Linked DNA regions of Homo sapiens: region 1 is linked to region 2. Evidence: read pairs that join two places in POLR2A ChIA-PET (ENCODE). Cell type or tissue: B cell. All regions are shown on one strand. Links, peaks and the distances in the headings refer to the core of each region. The heading gives the core; the rest is flanking DNA.

Region 1 (8,416 bases), core at 102-8,101, 130 kb before region 2:
TCCCCGCCAGCCTACTTCCTTTGCTATCTCTGGTATGGAATTCAGGGACCTTCCAGTTCAGGAAAGGACAGGATTCCTTGTCACTATCAAACACTCAGGAGTGACTGACACATGCCACTTCAGTCCTGGGGAGGGGGTTTGCAGGGGTGAGGGTCGGGGTAAGGGGTTCATTTCCTCGATTATTCCACCAAGAGAAACGAGAGGTTTGTCCGCCTTGGGGAAGACACGGACGGGGCCCAGACCGTCCCGGGCGGGCACTAACGCTGTGGCTCTGCGCAGTGGATGTGACGCTGGACCCGGCCTCGGCGCACCCCAGCCTGGAGGTGTCGGAGGATGGCAAGAGCGTGTCTTCCCGCGGGGCGCCGCCAGGCCCGGCGCCTGGCCACCCGCAGCGGTTCTCGGAGCAGACGTGCGCGCTGAGCCTGGAGCGGTTCTCCGCCGGCCGCCACTACTGGGAGGTGCACGTGGGCCGCCGCAGCCGCTGGTTCCTGGGCGCCTGCCTGGCCGCGGTGCCGCGCGCGGGGCCTGCGCGCCTGAGCCCTGCGGCCGGCTACTGGGTGCTGGGGCTGTGGAACGGCTGCGAGTACTTCGTCCTGGCCCCGCACCGCGTCGCGCTCACCCTGCGCGTGCCCCCGCGGCGCCTGGGCGTCTTCCTGGACTACGAGGCCGGAGAGCTGTCCTTCTTCAACGTGTCCGACGGCTCCCACATCTTCACCTTCCACGACACCTTCTCGGGCGCGCTCTGTGCGTACTTCAGGCCCAGGGCCCACGACGGCGGCGAACATCCGGATCCCCTGACCATCTGCCCGCTGCCGGTTAGAGGGACGGGCGTCCCCGAAGAGAACGACAGTGACACCTGGCTACAGCCCTATGAGCCCGCGGACCCCGCCCTGGACTGGTGGTGAGGCGCCCTCGTGGCCGCGGGACTGGCCCCGGGGGGCCCCCTGGATCCCAGGCCAGCGCTTTGCTCTCCTGCTCCGTCTGAAGGGAGCAGGTGCACCAGCCAAAATGTCAGCGAGGGGGACAAAGAGAGGGACCTTTGCCTACGTAGATGTGTATGTGTAGTGCGATTTTCTTCAAGGAAAGGAGACAAGTCCAAAGCTCGTTTGTGGATTGTGGGACTGAGCGAAGGAGTACAAATATATCCACGTCGCTCAGAGCTGGGGTGCTCACGGTGGGCGGTGGGCAAGAAGCCAGCATGGAAGAAAGAAGGGAGAAAACTTTGGTGACTGCCTTAGAGGGATCAGTTAATTTGTATAGTTTTATATTTTTTGTATATGTTTGCTAGCTCTAAAAAGGTCGAGATGCAATAACACTTCGTAAGCAACGAGTTCACCTAAGTAAGGCTCAGATCCTAGTTTTAAAAACCATTTCCCATTAAAATGAAGTTGGAGGAACAGCTGCTTCTGGAGCCGGGGCAAAAATTTCAAGGTGAGCCTGGAGCATTGTGTGTGGTGAAGTAAAATAAAGGCTCAAAACGTGACGGCAACCCGGCAAAAGGGTAGGGAGCCAGGCCGAAGGGGCCTCACTGACCAATTGTGGGACAATTTGAACATCAGGATGAATAATGACAGGAGAGATTATAACACACTGAATAAAAACATAATCCATGAGTTCATGCTGATACTCAAATTTCTTTTTAAAAAGGAGAAACAGGAAGGTTTCTTTTGGAGGTGAAATCTAATTATTGGTGAGAGTCTTGGAGAACAGGCTGTTTCCAGTCTCAAAGCAGTAACCTTATACACTACTTATAAGTTTGAAAGGGGAAAGGTTACCTTTACAATGGAGACATCTACCAGATCATCCAAGTGATTAAATTTAACATCATCAATGATGGGACCAAGGACATTATTAGTTTGACAACTGGGGAAAGAAGTGTTCTTCACCCCCTACCCCCAAGACATTGTCTCTGTCGGCCAGGCTGGAGTGCAGCCTCAACCTCCTGGGTCCAAGTGATCCTCCCACCTCAGCACACAACACCATGCCCAATTTTAAGTGCGTTATAGAGACGGGGGTCTCACTTTGTTACCCAGGCTGGTCTCAAACTCCTGCGCTCAAGCAATCCTCCCACCTGGGCCTCCCAAAATGCTGGGTGTACAGGCATGAGCCGCTGTGCCTGGCTTCATTTTCAGAGTGAGACATTTGTACTGTGGCTATGTAGGAGAACATTCTTGTTCTTAGCAAACATACTGAAGTTTTTAGATATTAATTACCACAGTGTCTGCCACTGAATTTCCAGTGACTAAGTGGAAAAATATAAAACATATGAATATAAAGAAAGAAAGAGACAAGTCAAATGTAGTAAAATGACAACACTTGGTGACTCTAGGTGACTGGTCGACAGATGTTCATTGTACTATCAATGTGGCTTTGCTGTGGGTTTGAAATTTTGCAAACTAAGAGTTGGGTGGCGGGGAGAAGGATACACCAAAAAACTAAGTGATTATCTTTGGATGGGAAAATGTTTGGTAATTGCATTCTTAAAATGTCTTCTTTGTATTTTTTAATGTTCAATAATGTATATGTATCAGTTCTGTAATAAAGGGGAAAACACTTTTTTTAAATACTCATATTCAAAATCATTCATTTGAAAGGAGCTATAATGAAACTGCTGGACGATCTCCTAGGCCATTGTTTCAGAGTAAGTAAATATGGCTCTCATCCCCTTCCCCTTAATCCAGGCAGAGCTTTCCTTGCCCGTCTTGTTTGAAAGGGGGAATGAGGAAGGGAGACTGGTCCGCAGCCAAGCTTTCTAACTGGTCTTTCCTCCTTCTTCCCTCTTTCCCTCTCCTTTTCTTTTCCTCTTCATGGGGACTGAGATTTCTACTAGGGCCTTTAGCACCAGGATGGGAACGGATGGGGCAGGGACACCTCTGGGATGAGCTTTCGCCCCACAGGCCCGGGAGTTCGGTTACGTACCAGAGGGAGGTGGCACAAATAAAAAAATTCACTAAGTGGCGCTGAGAGTCGGGAATTCACTAAGTGCGCTGAGAGTCGGGTTTCGCTGTCAGTGAAGGGAAATACGAAATACGGAAAGGGGAAAGGAGAGGATGAGGGTGACTCTGAGGTGGACTGGAATGAGATGTATCAATGTGAATGCGTGGGTTTTACTGCATGTAGAGAGATGGAATGCACGCACACACGTGGACAGATACACAGATATGTGTGGGTGCATGCAGATCGTTCCCAGCTCTGTCTTGTTTGAAGGCTTAGCAACAATAACACCCCAGTACCAACGGGCACACCGAGACCCAGAACTTAGTTTTTAGTACGATTTTCAGTAAAAGGAATAAAGTCTCCTTGGAGAAATGGTTGAGTCCAAGGCTGGGGCAGGGAAAATACAAGGAGAGCCTACAATATCCTACACCAGAAAATAAGGAAGTAGGTTGCACAGAAGAGCCATGTCGAATGGATTTAGACGTCAGAATGGATTTTGAACCCCTGAATCAAATAGGAATCCATATGTATATTTCCCCACTGATATACATACATACATACATACATACATAAACAAATTCATGGAGAGAAGAGAAAGCTCTGCCCTACAATAGGAGTCTGAAAATATTACTTCTTAACTCATAAGTACAAAACACGTACCAATTAACTTTACAGTGGAGGAGGCTGGCAGGCGCCACCTTAGCCAAATGACAAAAGTTAACATCACCAGATGCGAAAACAGTTTACATCACATTCTTCCTGATACAATGCAGAATACAAACGGCATCACTTTTGAGGTATTCCTGCACCCAAAAATGCATAAATCAGGAGGAAACATCACAGAAACTGACTGGTACTCTTCAACAATGTCAAGGTCATGAAAGACGGGACAACACTAAGGAACTGCTTCAGACTAAAGGAAACAGGACAACTAAGTGCAACAGGTGACCCTGGATGGGATCCTGGATCTATAAAAAACATCACTGGGCCAGACAAATTGGCTCAGGCCTGTAATCCCAGCACTTTCGGAGGCTAAGGTGGAATGATTGCTCGAGTCCGGCGGGGGGAGATTATTGGGGGAAAAAAGGGCATTTTGAAAGAGGTGTGTGGATTAGATAATAATATTGGATAAATGTTAATTTCCTCATTTTGATGTAGAAGAATGCTTTTAAGAAAATGCACACTTACATATTAAGGGGTAAAGGATTATGATGTTTATACCTTATTTTCAAATGGTTCATTAAGACATATAGTAATATAAACAAAAGAGAGAGAGAATGATAAAGAAATGCAGTGGTGTCTGATAAATGTTTAATAACTGGCTTTCTAGGCTGGGCGCGGTGGCTCATGCCTGCAATCCCAGCACTTTGGGAGGCCGAGGCGGTGGATCACAAGGTCAGGAGATCAAGACCATCCTGGCTAACACGGTGAAACCCCGTCTCTACTAAAAATATAAAAAATCAGCTGGGCGCGGTGGCGGGTGCCTGTAGTCTCAGCTACTCGGGAGGCTGAGGCAGGAGAATGGCGTGAACCCGGGAGGCGGAGCTTGCAGTGAGCCGAGATTGCACCACTGCACTCCAGCCTGGGCGACAGAGTGAGACTCTGTCTCAAAAAAAAAAAAAAAAAAAAAAAAAACTGGCTTTCTGAAAAAAAAAATATTGAGCCAATTTCCCTGGTGCAAGTCCTCCCACTATGGTTGATTTCAAGCTAAAGATGTGACACCACTGAGGGCAGACTGGGAAGTGCCTTAGTCAGCTCTCGCTGCTGTAACAAGATGCCACACACGGGGGAAGTGCCTTAGTCAGCTCTCGCTGCTGTAACAAGATGCCACACATGGAGGAAGTGCCTTAGTCAGCTCTCGCTGCTGTAACAAAATACCACACACGGAAGAAGTGCCTTAGTCAGCTCTCGCTGCTGTAACAAAATACCATACACGGAGTGGCTTGTAAACAACAGAAATTTATTTCTCACAGTTTTGGAGGCTGCAAGTCCAGGATCAGGGTCCCAGCACGGTCAGGGTTGGCGAGGGTTCTCTTCTGGGTTGCAAACTGCTGCTTTGCTTTGTATCCTCACATGGCAGACAGCAAGAGAGTTCTCCAGGGTCCGTTTATATTTTTGTCTTTTAAATTGAGACAGGGTCTTGCTATGTTGCCCAGGCTGGTCTGGAACTCCTGGCCTCAAGTGACCCACCTACCTCAGCCTCCCAAACTGCTGAGATTACAGGCATAAGTTACCTCATCCAGCCCCTACCAGGGTCTGTTTCTGTTTTTTTTGTTTGTTTTTTGTTTTTGAGACAGTCTCACTCTGTCGCCAGGCTGGAGTGCAGTGGCGCGATCTCAGCTCACAGCAACCTCCACCTCCTGGGTTCAAGTGATTCTCCTGCCTCAGCCTCCAGAGTAGCTGGGACTGCGGGCATGCACCACCACACCCAGCTAATTTTTGTATTTTTAGTAGAGACAGGGTTTCACCATGTTGGCCAGGGTGGTCTCGATCTCTTGACCTCATGATCTGTCCTCCTCGGCCTCCCAAAGGACTGGCATTAAAGGCGTGAGCCACCCAGCCTCTAACAGGTCTGTTTTTACAAGTGCATTAATCCCATCATAAGGACTCCACCCTCATGACCTAAGCACCTCCCAAAAGTCCCACCTCCTACTACATTGCATTGGGTGTTACGATTTCAACATGTGAGTGGGGCATGGTGGAGAGGGACACATTCAGACCATAGCAGGAAGAGACACCCATGATCAGCTCTCATGAGATGCCAGCTCCAGAGACCATTGTTTGTGCAATTCTAGAGGGAGATTGTAATTTGTTTCTCCATCAAGTCAGATAAGTGCATTTTAAGCTTATGAAAATATTCTTGGTCACCTGTTGGGAGAAAGCTATTCCCCTTAATTAACACATGATATTCAGAAAATGGAAGTTTTTTTTTCTAGAGTCATTTGCATTAGTGTGAGAATATTTAGGGTTCTTACTCATGAATGTTTTTGTGATAACATTAAAAATATGTTCCCTCTCCATCTGTAGCTATTATTCCTTTAAGACTGTATTTATGTGATAAATAAGAAAAGCAAACATACAGCTAATATAAAAAACAATGCTAAACTGTGTTTAAATAATCAGTGGACACCATCAGCCCACTTTAAATGATGGGCAGGCTGTTTTCCAGTGCAGGAGGGCTGTAGGCAGCCAGGGGCCCCAGCTGGAGTGGCATTAAGTTCAAACCCCTCTCTCACAAGGGCTGACAGCGGCACACAACCATGTGGCTCAACCAGCCAGCCAAAGATCCCGTCACCCCGACCCCCGTTCCTGGGCCCATCCAGCCCATAGTAAGGTGTCTCGTGGTAAGGCATCATACCAAAGTAGGCAGGGTCTGCAGCTTGGAGGAGCTAAGGGTAGCTGGCATTCACAAGAAGCTGGGCCAAACCATTGGCATCTCTGTGGAGCCAAGATGACAGAACAAGTCCACTGAGTCCCGCAGGCCAATGCACGGCACCTAAAGGTGCATGGGACCAAACTCATCCTCTCCCCAGGAAGCCCTTGGCCCCCAAGAAGAGAGACAGTTCAGCAGAACTGAAATTGGCCACCAGATTGACCAGACCCGTTATGCCCATCAGGTATGTCTACAGGAAGGAGAAAGCCTAAATCATCACCGAGGAGGAGAACTTCAAAGCCTTTGCCCCAAAGCCTTTGCTAGTCTCCACATGGCCTGTGCCAACACCTGGCTCTTCGGCATATGGAGAGCTGATGCAAGCTGCAGAACAGGATGTTGAAAAGAGAAAATAAATACCCTCCGGGGACTTAAAAAAAAAAGGGGGTGGGAGGGTCCAATACCCAGCCTTAAACTGAGAGAGACCTGAGACATTCAGGTATACATTTTGTGAACCATGAAGGCCCCGGGAGAGGCTGCCCAGAAGGCTGGAGCATGCAGAGTAAAAACCCACGTTTCCCTCCTGCAAGCGGCCCCATGCAAGTGTATACAAATAGCACATGGTGGATGTCCTTCTCCCTATCGTTCACATTTTCCATGCAGCTAACCCTCAAAAGTAGGAAAAGGGTGATTGCAGCACTTTCGTGTGTATCTCCGTCCAGTGTACAGAATACACCAGTGCTGAACCTGGTTGGGAGGCTTCTGCTGCTTGAGGGCGCCTGAGGATGGGAAGCTCTTTGGTGGTAGTGTTATGGGATCTCTGGGGTGTTGATTTTGCTGGTGTATCTCCTGGAAACCTCTGTGGCTGTGGCACTTTGCCCAAATTCTTGTTCTTTTCCTGTATCATACACAGACAAGTGAGGGGTGAAGAAGAGTTTTATTTAGTGTTCCAACAGCTCAGAGGAGTGAGTAGCTCCTCACTGTAGGCTGGTTGCCCATGGAGTGTTCAGTCCTCGGCAGAAAGGAGGCCCTGAAGAGGGTAGCTCCTCTCCACAGGCAAGTCATTTGGATGTCTCTACAGGTCTCTGAAGCTCTCATAGCAGAGAAAATACGTCCTCTCTGCCGGCAGGTCTCTGAAGCTTTCAGTGGAGAGAGTACTATTCTCTCTCCAGCTGGTCGTCTGTACAGTCGTCTCTCTGCCCTCTTTGTTTTGTGGTCCTTCTCTGGCCTGCTCTGGCTGGTCTCGGGACTTTTATAGGCCTTAGAGGGGAGGAAGTGCATGCCGATTGGTCCATGGGTGGCCATAGGCGGGTCCAGAAGAGGCACCACGAGTCCCCACTCAGGTCCGCAGGACTGGCAGCCCAGCCTTCAAGGCCCTCCCTGGCCTGAAAGTGGGACCTTTCCACAAAAAGATATGTAACATTTTCAATTTTCTATGTCATCTGTAAATTGTTACAACAAATCCAGGTAGACTGAAGTATATGGAGACTGCATAGTGTGAATTCTAAAGTTAAGAAAAAAACAATAAAATAAAATGCCAAAAGATGAAGATTTATACTGAAAAAATCAATAGAGGTGATAAAATAAAATACCAAACAATTTTGATTAGTCCAATAGGATGCAAATAGGAGGAATTGTGTTTTTTGAAAAGGGTACAGATACGTAGAAAACAAAAAGCAAATGTTAGATTTAAATCTTACCAGAGAGATAGCTATAATGACTACAAACAGAATAAACACTTCTATTAAAAAGAAGAGATTGACAGACAACTCACTTTAAAAATAAAGAATTGATAGGGCAGTAAAGTAATAGACAAAAATACAACTTGCAAAAAGATATTCCATGTGCATGGATACACAAAGATAGCAGGGTTAGCTATACTTGTATCAGACAAAATAGTCTTTAGGTCAAAAATTGTAAAAAGAGATTAAGAAAGTCATTATGTAATAATATTTCAATATTAAGAGGATATAACAATTATAAATATATATGCGCCCAAAACTAGAGCACCTAAATATATAAAGCAAATTTAAAATAATTTAAAGGGAGAGATAAACTAAAATGCAATTGTAGGAGATGACTTTAATACTTTTTTTTTTACTTTTTGTT
Region 2 (8,416 bases), core at 335-8,334:
AAGGGGGGGGAAAAAAAAAAAAAACACTGTGGCATGTTTCCGCCCGGTTTCGAACCGGGGACCTTTCGCGTGTTAGGCGAACGTGATGACCACTACACTACGGAAACCCACACCTACCTCTGTCGCCATAATATTGTCTGCTAGCAGCTACTCTCCGGGTACGTTCGACAAGTGATCCCTAGCTGTAAAAGGAGAGCCCCCACAACCCTCAAGAGCATACTCTCACGTGCAGGTCTGTGCCCAAAGTCTTCACAGCAACTGTTGCTTCCGGGACGGCTCGCTTAGTCTCCTATCCACGATTCTTTCCAATCCCCAGCACTCCCGGAAATCTTGGTGATGCCTCCGCTGGACATCTTTCGGGATCAAAACTGTCAAGGTAACACAAAATTTAGTTGAAATTTAAAAAGCTGGCTCATCCAGGATTTGAACAAGAAGAACTTCAGTTGAAATGGAAAAAAAAAAATGAAAAAGTGGGCTCGTCCGGGATTTGAACCCGGGACCTCTCGCACCCAAAGCGAGAATCATACCCCTAGACCAACGAGCCGGCTGTCTAGTTGCTCGCTGAATCTTTTCATGATTGTGTTCTTCATGGCTCGATTCACCGAAAAGGCGGATTTCCGTCTGGCAGCTTGAACCCATTCTCAAGGTCTTATAGTCTCCCAAGCCCAACTTGTCCCCGCTGCCCATCTCCGCGTCTGCCACTAATTCTCAGCCGCAGGTAGCTCCACACAGGGTAAACGCTCCCTATGTCCTGTGTCCTCTGGTCTCCTGGAATCCGAATGAGCGCCTCCCTGCTCGATCCACTCGAGTAGCAGGCAGGAGCGTCCATCCGTTCTGCAGCCTGGGCGCCCCTTCCCAAGCGAGTCCAAGAAAGGCGCAAATCTTGAGGCCCAGGGGCAGGACACAGAGGTTGGTAGAGCCGGAGGGCTCGGGAGAGAGCGCAGTGCTGAGAGGGAAGGAACGCCGGACCGGCTGGGTGAGGAGCCCCCAGAAGCCGCTCTTACCGTTTTATGAAAAGATAATAAACAGTGCATACCCATTTGCAAAATCTTCAGGAAATGTAGGAAAGTGTAAGGCGGAAACGACCGATGACCAGGAACTCTGTCTTCTCGTGGAGACTCTAGCCACGGGGTTGTTGCACAGCTCGGAGGCTGGGACCCACGCGCGCGCGCTCCCGCGGTGCAGAGTCGGGGTCCTGGCTCACAGCCCTCGCAGCATTCTCCCGGGATTGCCCCCGGGCCGCCTCCAGCACAGGGCAAGCCTGAGGCTCGAGCTGGGCGGGCGCGCTCCTCTTTTCTCGCCTCAGACCTACTCTCGCCCTGCGCACTTTAATTGCACTGGTTTATTTAGTAGTAAAAATAGTGATGCGGTTTCCTGCTGTAAAATTCGCGATAATCTACTCAGAGCTGATGCACAGGTTTATTTTTGTGTCACCAGCAGAGACATTTCCTACACTGCTGTAAAACAGCGTGGGATGGTGGTTAAGCTACTCCGAGGAAACAATGCTCATTTTTCCATTCGCACGCTCGGCGATCTTGCTCCGCCGTCTGCGACCGCCACTGTCCTCGCCCCTCCTCTCTGCCTCTCCACGCTGGACTCCCCTGGGTGCCGTGGCTGGCTTTCGGCTCTTCCAGCAGTGAACATTTCAGGTGAACGGACCCGCCCCAAGGGTCCTCCCCACCCGGCATAGCTCTCCCTTGTCCCAAGCCTCGCACCCACGCCTCCCCCAGCAGCTGGACAGGAGCGCCAGCCTGGGAGACCTCCCGGCACCTCACCCAGATCCCACCTGATTCAGCCAGGTGACCCGTGAGTGTACGGGAGCGGCTGTAACGCCCAGACTCTGAGAGCCCCCGAGTGCGAGGCCTGAGGTTCATCCACCTGTCTCTTCGATGATTATGGGGACCGCCTGCCAACACCCCCACACACAAGCAGACGCACGCACCCTGGGAGTCCACGGCTTTCGTCGGGAGGGTATCTGTAGTTAAGCCGTCAGGTAGCTCGCCACTGGTCCCCGTGACCCGACTTCTACAGTGGGGTGATCTTCCTGTGGGGCAGGCGTTTCGGGGTCCACGAGTCCGAGGAGCCCCGGGAGCGCTAGTGCCCGAACGTGCTGGCAGGCTCCTGGCCTCTCCCGAGCGAATCCATCCCGGTCTTGACCCACGGTCTCGGCTCTTTGGACCGGAGCAGGCATGGGTGAGAGAGGGAAGCGCATACCTCCCGGCCGGAGCCGCAGACCCCGCTCGCTCCTCCACGCCTCCCAGTCAAGGCAGTCACCCCTCCGGTCTCTACCCAGGTGGCCCCGAGCGATTTTCTCTTCTCTGGTTCACCGGACAGGGATTCCGTTTTCGAACCTTGAGCTACCCTGGAGTGGTCCCGGTATAAGCCGCGGCCCCACCTGGGACGGGGACTCGCTCAGAGCTTTTTTGAGGTTCCCTCCGGCTGGAGAGAGGGCGCCTGCGACAGGGGAGTGTACGGCGGGACCCAGCGCCGCCTCCACCTGTGCCCAGGCCTCCAAAGTGCGCGGTGCGGGGAAGACGGAGGCGGGAGCCGTCCCGAGACCCCCAGGGGGCCAGTCCTGCACCTGGGCAGCGCCCCCACTGTTCACTGAGGACTTGGGCTCACTTTCTACACTTCCGTTAACAGCAAGAATAAATCAGTCAGAAGGCCAGCATACCTTAGTTATATATTTTGTCTAAAATAAACTAAAATTTTGTTTTAGGCTGAAAGCGAATGTGACAGGTAGAGCCGTTACTCCCGGGTCATGAATGTGGCCGTCTGCGCTTTTCCGTGTTAACTCCACAGGAAGAAATCAGACCTTGCAGCACGGAGGCGGCGGGGACCCGAAGGCCGAGGGCGCGCAGCCGCCAAGCGCAGAGCCGCAGACCAGAGCCTCAGCGCGCGCGTCGGGGAACGCCGCAAACAAACGCATGGCGGGAAGGGGCGCGGTAGTGCCATCGTCTCCCCCTGGAGAGAGGGAAGGAGACACGAGGGCGAGTCCCTAGCTGGAGTGGGAAGACCGGAGAGAAGCGGAAAGACGCTCCCGGGGAGCGCGCAGAAGGAAGTGAGCGGGGTCGTGGGGAGAGGGCGCGCGGGGCCCAGGGAACCCGTGATGGAAAAGGAAGCCCGCAGTGGGTCTGACTCTTCAAGAGATAAGGAAGTGGTAGGAAAGTAGCCTTGCGCGGTGGGTATCTTAGAGGCAAAAAGAAAGTGACTCCGCCAGGCTCTGGCCTCCCAGGAAGGCGGAAGTAGGCTTGCCTATCTTCCACTTTTCTATCTTTAAGGAAAGAATAGGAAAAGACGGAAGCAGGCCCCAGCGAGATTTGAACTCGCGACCCTGGTTTACAAGACCAGTGCTCTAACCCCTGAGCTATGGAGCCGGCTGTTGGTTTCCTTTTGACACAAAAGCAGTTGACGCTGTCGCCGGCGCCGCGCAGCCGCAGTCCGCTGAACCCTCGGCCGAGTTCTGTGGCTGCTGGACCCAAGCTCCTCCCACGGCCGCAGCCATCTTGCCCGTGCGTCCGTGGCACGGAACGGCCGTTAGTCCCGGCAGAGGGCTCCGCGAAGACAGTGCCGTCGTTGGGCGCGCGCGCGGGCGGGAGCTGTCGGGGCGGGGCGGCACCGCCGAGCTCCGAGCTGTGAGGACCGCCCCGGGCCTTGGGCGGGGCGGGGGCCAGGGAAGGGCGTGCGCAGGATTGGGGAGCACGTTTTGCGTCTTGCTGTGCGTGAGGAAGCGGGGATCCAGGTCAAGGCTATGGAAAGGTCAGGGAAGGGTGTCAGTGCGCCCGTCCTGCAGGGAGTCCAGATCCGAGAGGTTAGGGCGGGACCTGGGGCGAGCTGGGCGGTGGGGGAACAGTGGGGTCATCAGGAGGTGGAGGCCCAGCGGGAGTGTGGCGGGGGAGGCGGGGAATCAGGAGGGCCAGGTGTTTGGAGGCGCTGGGGTGGGAAGGGTCCAGGCGAGGTTGCGGGTGGGTGCCAGCCCCGTCTCACATTTGGATGAAGTAGGAAAAGGCAGCTTTTAGGGTACACCCTGACATGTTCTGTCAGGGCCCTTAAAGGGCCCACGGGCCGGAGGAGAGGGGAAAAGGATGAGGGCTCAGCCTGGCAAAGGACAGAAAGTGGTGGGTGTAGGAGGTGGACCTTGGTCTGGTGGCCTAGCCTGCCCTGTGCTCCCTGCAATGCCGGGTGACTTGGGTCACTGGGCGGCCAGGCCAGAGGTGGGCCTCTAGGTGCCCCCCATTCTGGATGCTGAGGGTCCCTGTGAGGGTCTGGCGGCAGAGGCCTGCGCTTATGGGTCAGCAGCTAGGACTGATGGGTTGAATAAGAAGGGCCCAAGTTAGGCCAGTTGTTCTCACAGACCCAGAGGTCCCTAGAGTTTATGATGCCCAGAGTCTAGGAGAGGGAAATGCACACACATGCCCTCGAGGACACCAGCATCCTGACATCCAAGTTACTGTACTGCCCTGGTTAGCAAGAAAGAACATCTGTTCCCTTCTCTATGCAATTGTTACAGTAACTGTTGTTACATTTCTTAAGATACATAGCTATATATGTAGTCACTCTGCAAACACACACACTCTGATAGACACACGATTGCACTCATGGACACAAAAACGGAAAATAAACATGCGGACAGCTACTCCCAGTCCCCAGACCTGACCCTCATGTGACACCTTCACCAGACATGGTACTTTCTGGGACCTGTAATGTGTGTTGTGATGCCCAGCACATTTGTTGGATGGTACAAAGGGAATTATGATACTTAATCAAAAAGCCATACAAGCCAGATAACATTAAGGCTTAACGGTAACAATAGGTGATTCAGTTAGGAAATTAATGTTAGAGATCGGTTTTCCTTGTGGAAATCAGTGGTATTCAAATGCCTGAATTGGCTACCCGGTTTTAGAGCTGCTCTCCATGTATGAGCAGGACATAGGATTCACTCTCTGGAATGCTTCTGTAGGCAGGACTTTGAAATGACCCTGTCCTCAGCCTGGAGGATGCGGTATTCTGATTGTCTGGTGCTGTGTCAACTGGGCCTGCCTCTGGGATAGTGTTGTGGCTGCCCCACGAGAACCCTATATGCCAGGTGAGCTTGAAGCACCTCAGAGACAGAGCACTGAAGCTCCATGACACAGGGCTATTCAGCTATCATTGCCCCTGTTTGCCAGCACCTCTGTCTAAATAACTTGTGTGGGACAGAATTAGGTCCGAGTCTGGTATTCTGTTCATCTAGCCTGGTAGCCAGGTAGTGAGAGAAGAAACCTGTGGCCCTTGTCTAAATATGAGGTGGTCAGTATTTAACAACAAATCAACAATAGGGTATGACCAGACTGACTTGGGTCTGTTTGCAACACCTGAACCTTATGCACATGCTCATAAATGCCCTCTCCAAAATACACACACACACCCCCAAGAAAGGTGAGATACAAATACACACTCCTCCCACACAGAAACATGCATGCTCATTCACTCTGGCAGAAACCCTGATCACACTTACGCTCCTGCACTCAGATCTAGGGAGTAGAAAATGGGCCAAGCCAACTCCAAAGACAGCTCATAGTTTCATTTTCATCTCCTCACCCCCTTCCCAGGGGAGCGCTGAGCAGGGAGTAGCCCACTGCCACCCTTCCAGAAGCCCAGCTACCCAGAAGCTGGAGAACAAGTAGACAAGGGGCTGAGGCTGGCCAGGGGAATGCCCTCCAGGGCATGGGCTGAGAAGGCCTTGGCACCAGGGTGCTCTGCTGTTGGCATTTTCCTGAGTCCGTCAGGAGCATATTTGTGCTCTGTGTGTTGTTTAGAGCTGGCTGCATCTTTAAAATTGTAAGTGCCAACTTGTGTTTTGTGTTTCAAAGTTCCAGAAGCAAAAACAAAAAAAGTTCGGGTACAGCGGCTCACACCTGTAATCCCAGCTCTTAGGGAGATGGAAACTGGAGGATCACTTGAGGCCAGGAGTTCAAGACCAGCCTGGGCAACATAGCAAGACCCAGTCTCTTAAAAGAAAATTAAAAAGAAAGAGTAAATAAAGTTCCAGAAGCTTTGCTCTCCTTATCCAAGCAGCGTTTGTACTTTGGCACTGGAAAGTGCGGGAGTCAGGGGTTTGTGAGAGCACGTGTTGGTTGTCGCATTGGTCAGGATGCACCCATCACTCTGTATCCTCCGGCTAAGGAGTGCTGGAGAGCCGTGATGCCCACTGGCTGTTGTCCCGGGCTTGTCACTCAAAGACGGGACAGATGTCTCCTTCCAGTTCTGGCCCAGACTGTCCTCTGAGCTGGGAGCACAGGGCTCCTCCCTGAGTAGATGACCTGTCAGGTCAGCTGGATCCAGAGGTCCCACAACCTCTCAAGGCAGAGCTGGCAGCTGTCCAGAAGGCAGCAGCCATGATAACAAACGTGGTTGGCCCAGGCCCAGACCTGCCCCCTGGCAACAGAGAACAGCAGGACTGGCTTTGACATTGTTTTAGGGAGCCAGGCACCCTTCCCAGTCAGGGCAGAAGCCCCCTGGAGAGCTGGGCTCCTGACCTCACCGGCCTCCACCTCCTGAAGGCTCTGGCCAAATCCACATGTGACCTCAGGAAGGGAACACCCTCAGGAGTCCAAAGCCCCTGTTCCCCTGCTCGGTTGGCCACAGTCACTCTCCTGCCTCGGGGTTGTGTCTGTAGCAGGCTCTCTTGGGCAGCAGGGGTCAGGAGCACGGAGGGCAGACCCAAGACGGACCAGGCATCTCTGGGGAGGCGACATCCCCTCCCACCGGCAGCCCAGAGACAGGAGCTCCCCAGCAGTGCCCCTCAAGGCCAGATTCGCAAGTAGGTGCCCGTGGAGCAAACAGAGAAAAGCGGGAACACGCGCTCCTGGAAGTTGACGCGGAAGGTGTAGAGGTGGCGCATGTCCTCCACAGCGTAGAAGGACACGGCTCCCACCTCCAGGTCCAGGGCCACCCGCACGCGCGACAGGTGCCCGCAGCTGAGGGGCGACCGCTCGGGGCTGGTCACGGCCCAGTACTGGCCGCCGTTGAGCTGCAGGGCCCAGACGCCCTCCTCGGGAGTGAAGGGCGTCAGGCCCTTTCGGCGCACGCTCTCGCGGGCCACGCCAAAGGCCCAGCCGTCCTTAGAGCCCACCTCCACCTCCCAGTGATGCCGGCCCGAGGAGAAGCCGCAGGACGCCAGGACGCGGGTGTTGGTGTCGAAGCGGCAGGGGTGGTTGGGCAGGTCCTGGGCCCGCTCGCCGAGGCGCACGCCCTTAAGATCCAGAGAGAGGATGAGGCGCGGGTTGGCCGTGTCGGGATCCAAGGTGAGCTCCACTGCAGACAGAGACAGGGAGAAATGTCCCCACGCAGCCAGGCCCCTGGCACAGTCTTTGCAGGGCCGCGCCCGACCTTGCTTTGCAACCTGCCTGCCTTTCCCTCTAGAATCCCCCCAGCACCCAGCGCCAAGGCCCAACCAACCCCCACGCTCTGCCTCCCAGAGATTTTGCTTCCCCCCGCCCCGACCACTCAACAAGTACTTACTGAAATCAAACAAATGCAATGTGTGGGCCTGGTTTGAACCCCAATTCAACAGATGGGGATATTTGAATGCTAGACATTGGAAAGAATCATTAATCTGTCCAGGTGTGAGGACTGCTTTGTGGTTATGTTTTACAAAGTCTGTTTCTTTAGAGATAACACACTGAGGTATTTATGGCAATGATATGTTGTCTCTGATGCTTTAAAATAATACAGTAGGCCAGGCGCAGTGGCTCACGCCAGTAATTCCAGCACTTTGGGAGGCCAAGGTGTGTGGATCACGAGGTCGGGAAATCAAGAACATCCTGGCTAACATGGTGAAACCCCGTCTCTACTAAAAATAAAAAAATAAAATAAATTAGCCGGGCGTGGTGGCGGGCGCCTGTAGTCCCAGCTACTCGGGAGGCTGAGGCAGGAGAATGGCATGAACCCGGGAGGTGGAGATTGCAGTGAGCTGAGATCACGCCACTGCACTCCAGCCTGGGCGACAGAGCAAGACTCTGTCTCAAAAATAAAAATAATAATAACAATAATACAGTGGAGGCCGGGTGAGATGGTGCACAGCTGCGATACCAGCACTTTGGGAGGCCAAGGCCAATGGGTCACATGAGGTCAGAAGTTTGGGACCAGCTTGGGCAACATGGCGGAAAACTTGTTTTGTATTTTCTCTACTAAAAATACAAAAATTAGCCCGGCATGGTGTCCTGTGCCTGTAATTCCAGCTGTTTGGGAGGCTGAGGCATGAGAATCGCTTGAACCCAGGAGGCAGAGGTTGCAGTGAGCAGAGATCAGGCCACTGTACTCCATGATCTCACTCCAGAGTAAGACCCTGTCTCAGAAAACAAAATAATCCCACAGGAAGTGGATAGCAGTGTCTATGAAAACTGTGGCCACTAATTGATCACTGCGGACGGTG

The links. ChIA-PET counts read pairs that join two places held together with the same protein. Peaks named below come from ENCODE experiments on the same cell type or tissue, not always from the same donor. Only the 100,000 strongest peaks of a DNase experiment are listed, where the experiment ranks them.
Region 1: POLR2A ChIA-PET joins it to region 2 with 10 read pairs; 4 of 35 experiments call an interaction of 5 or more read pairs at or near these places.

The regions. Positions count from the first base shown.
Region 1 is chr5:181,058,958-181,067,373 of GRCh38, forward strand. It overlaps BTNL9 (butyrophilin like 9), which reads left to right. Exons shown (of 11, transcript NM_152547.5): 11 at 280-2,564. The coding sequence ends at 905. It also overlaps the pseudogene RPL13P10. Among named protein-coding and RNA genes, the nearest start is that of MIR8089, 20 kb to the left of the region's middle. In B cell, for the core only: no CTCF peak of the experiment used is centred there; no DNase peak of the experiment used is centred there; H3K27me3 peaks cover 3,886 bases.
Region 2 is chr5:181,188,382-181,196,797 of GRCh38, forward strand. It overlaps TRIM7 (tripartite motif containing 7), which reads right to left. Exons shown (of 7, transcript NM_203293.3): 7 at 5,543-7,296. The coding sequence ends at 6,785. It overlaps TRP-TGG3-1 (tRNA-Pro (anticodon TGG) 3-1), which reads right to left and starts at 544; the gene lies at 473-544. It overlaps LINC01962 (long intergenic non-protein coding RNA 1962), which reads right to left and starts at 3,527. Exons shown (of 2, transcript NR_108031.1): 1 at 3,361-3,527; 2 at 2,665-2,964. TRT-TGT6-1 (tRNA-Thr (anticodon TGT) 6-1) reads right to left here and starts at 3,377; the gene lies at 3,306-3,377. It also overlaps TRIM7-AS2 and TRV-AAC2-1. RefSeq lists silencers at 26-225, 2,506-2,635, 3,256-3,335, 3,516-3,855 and enhancers at 276-485, 3,316-3,495. In B cell, for the core only: CTCF peaks have their summits at 2,552, 2,751 and 2,950; DNase peaks (open chromatin) are centred at 560, 2,620, 2,910, 3,440 and 2 weaker places; H3K4me3 peaks cover 4,008 bases; H3K27ac peaks cover 3,642 bases.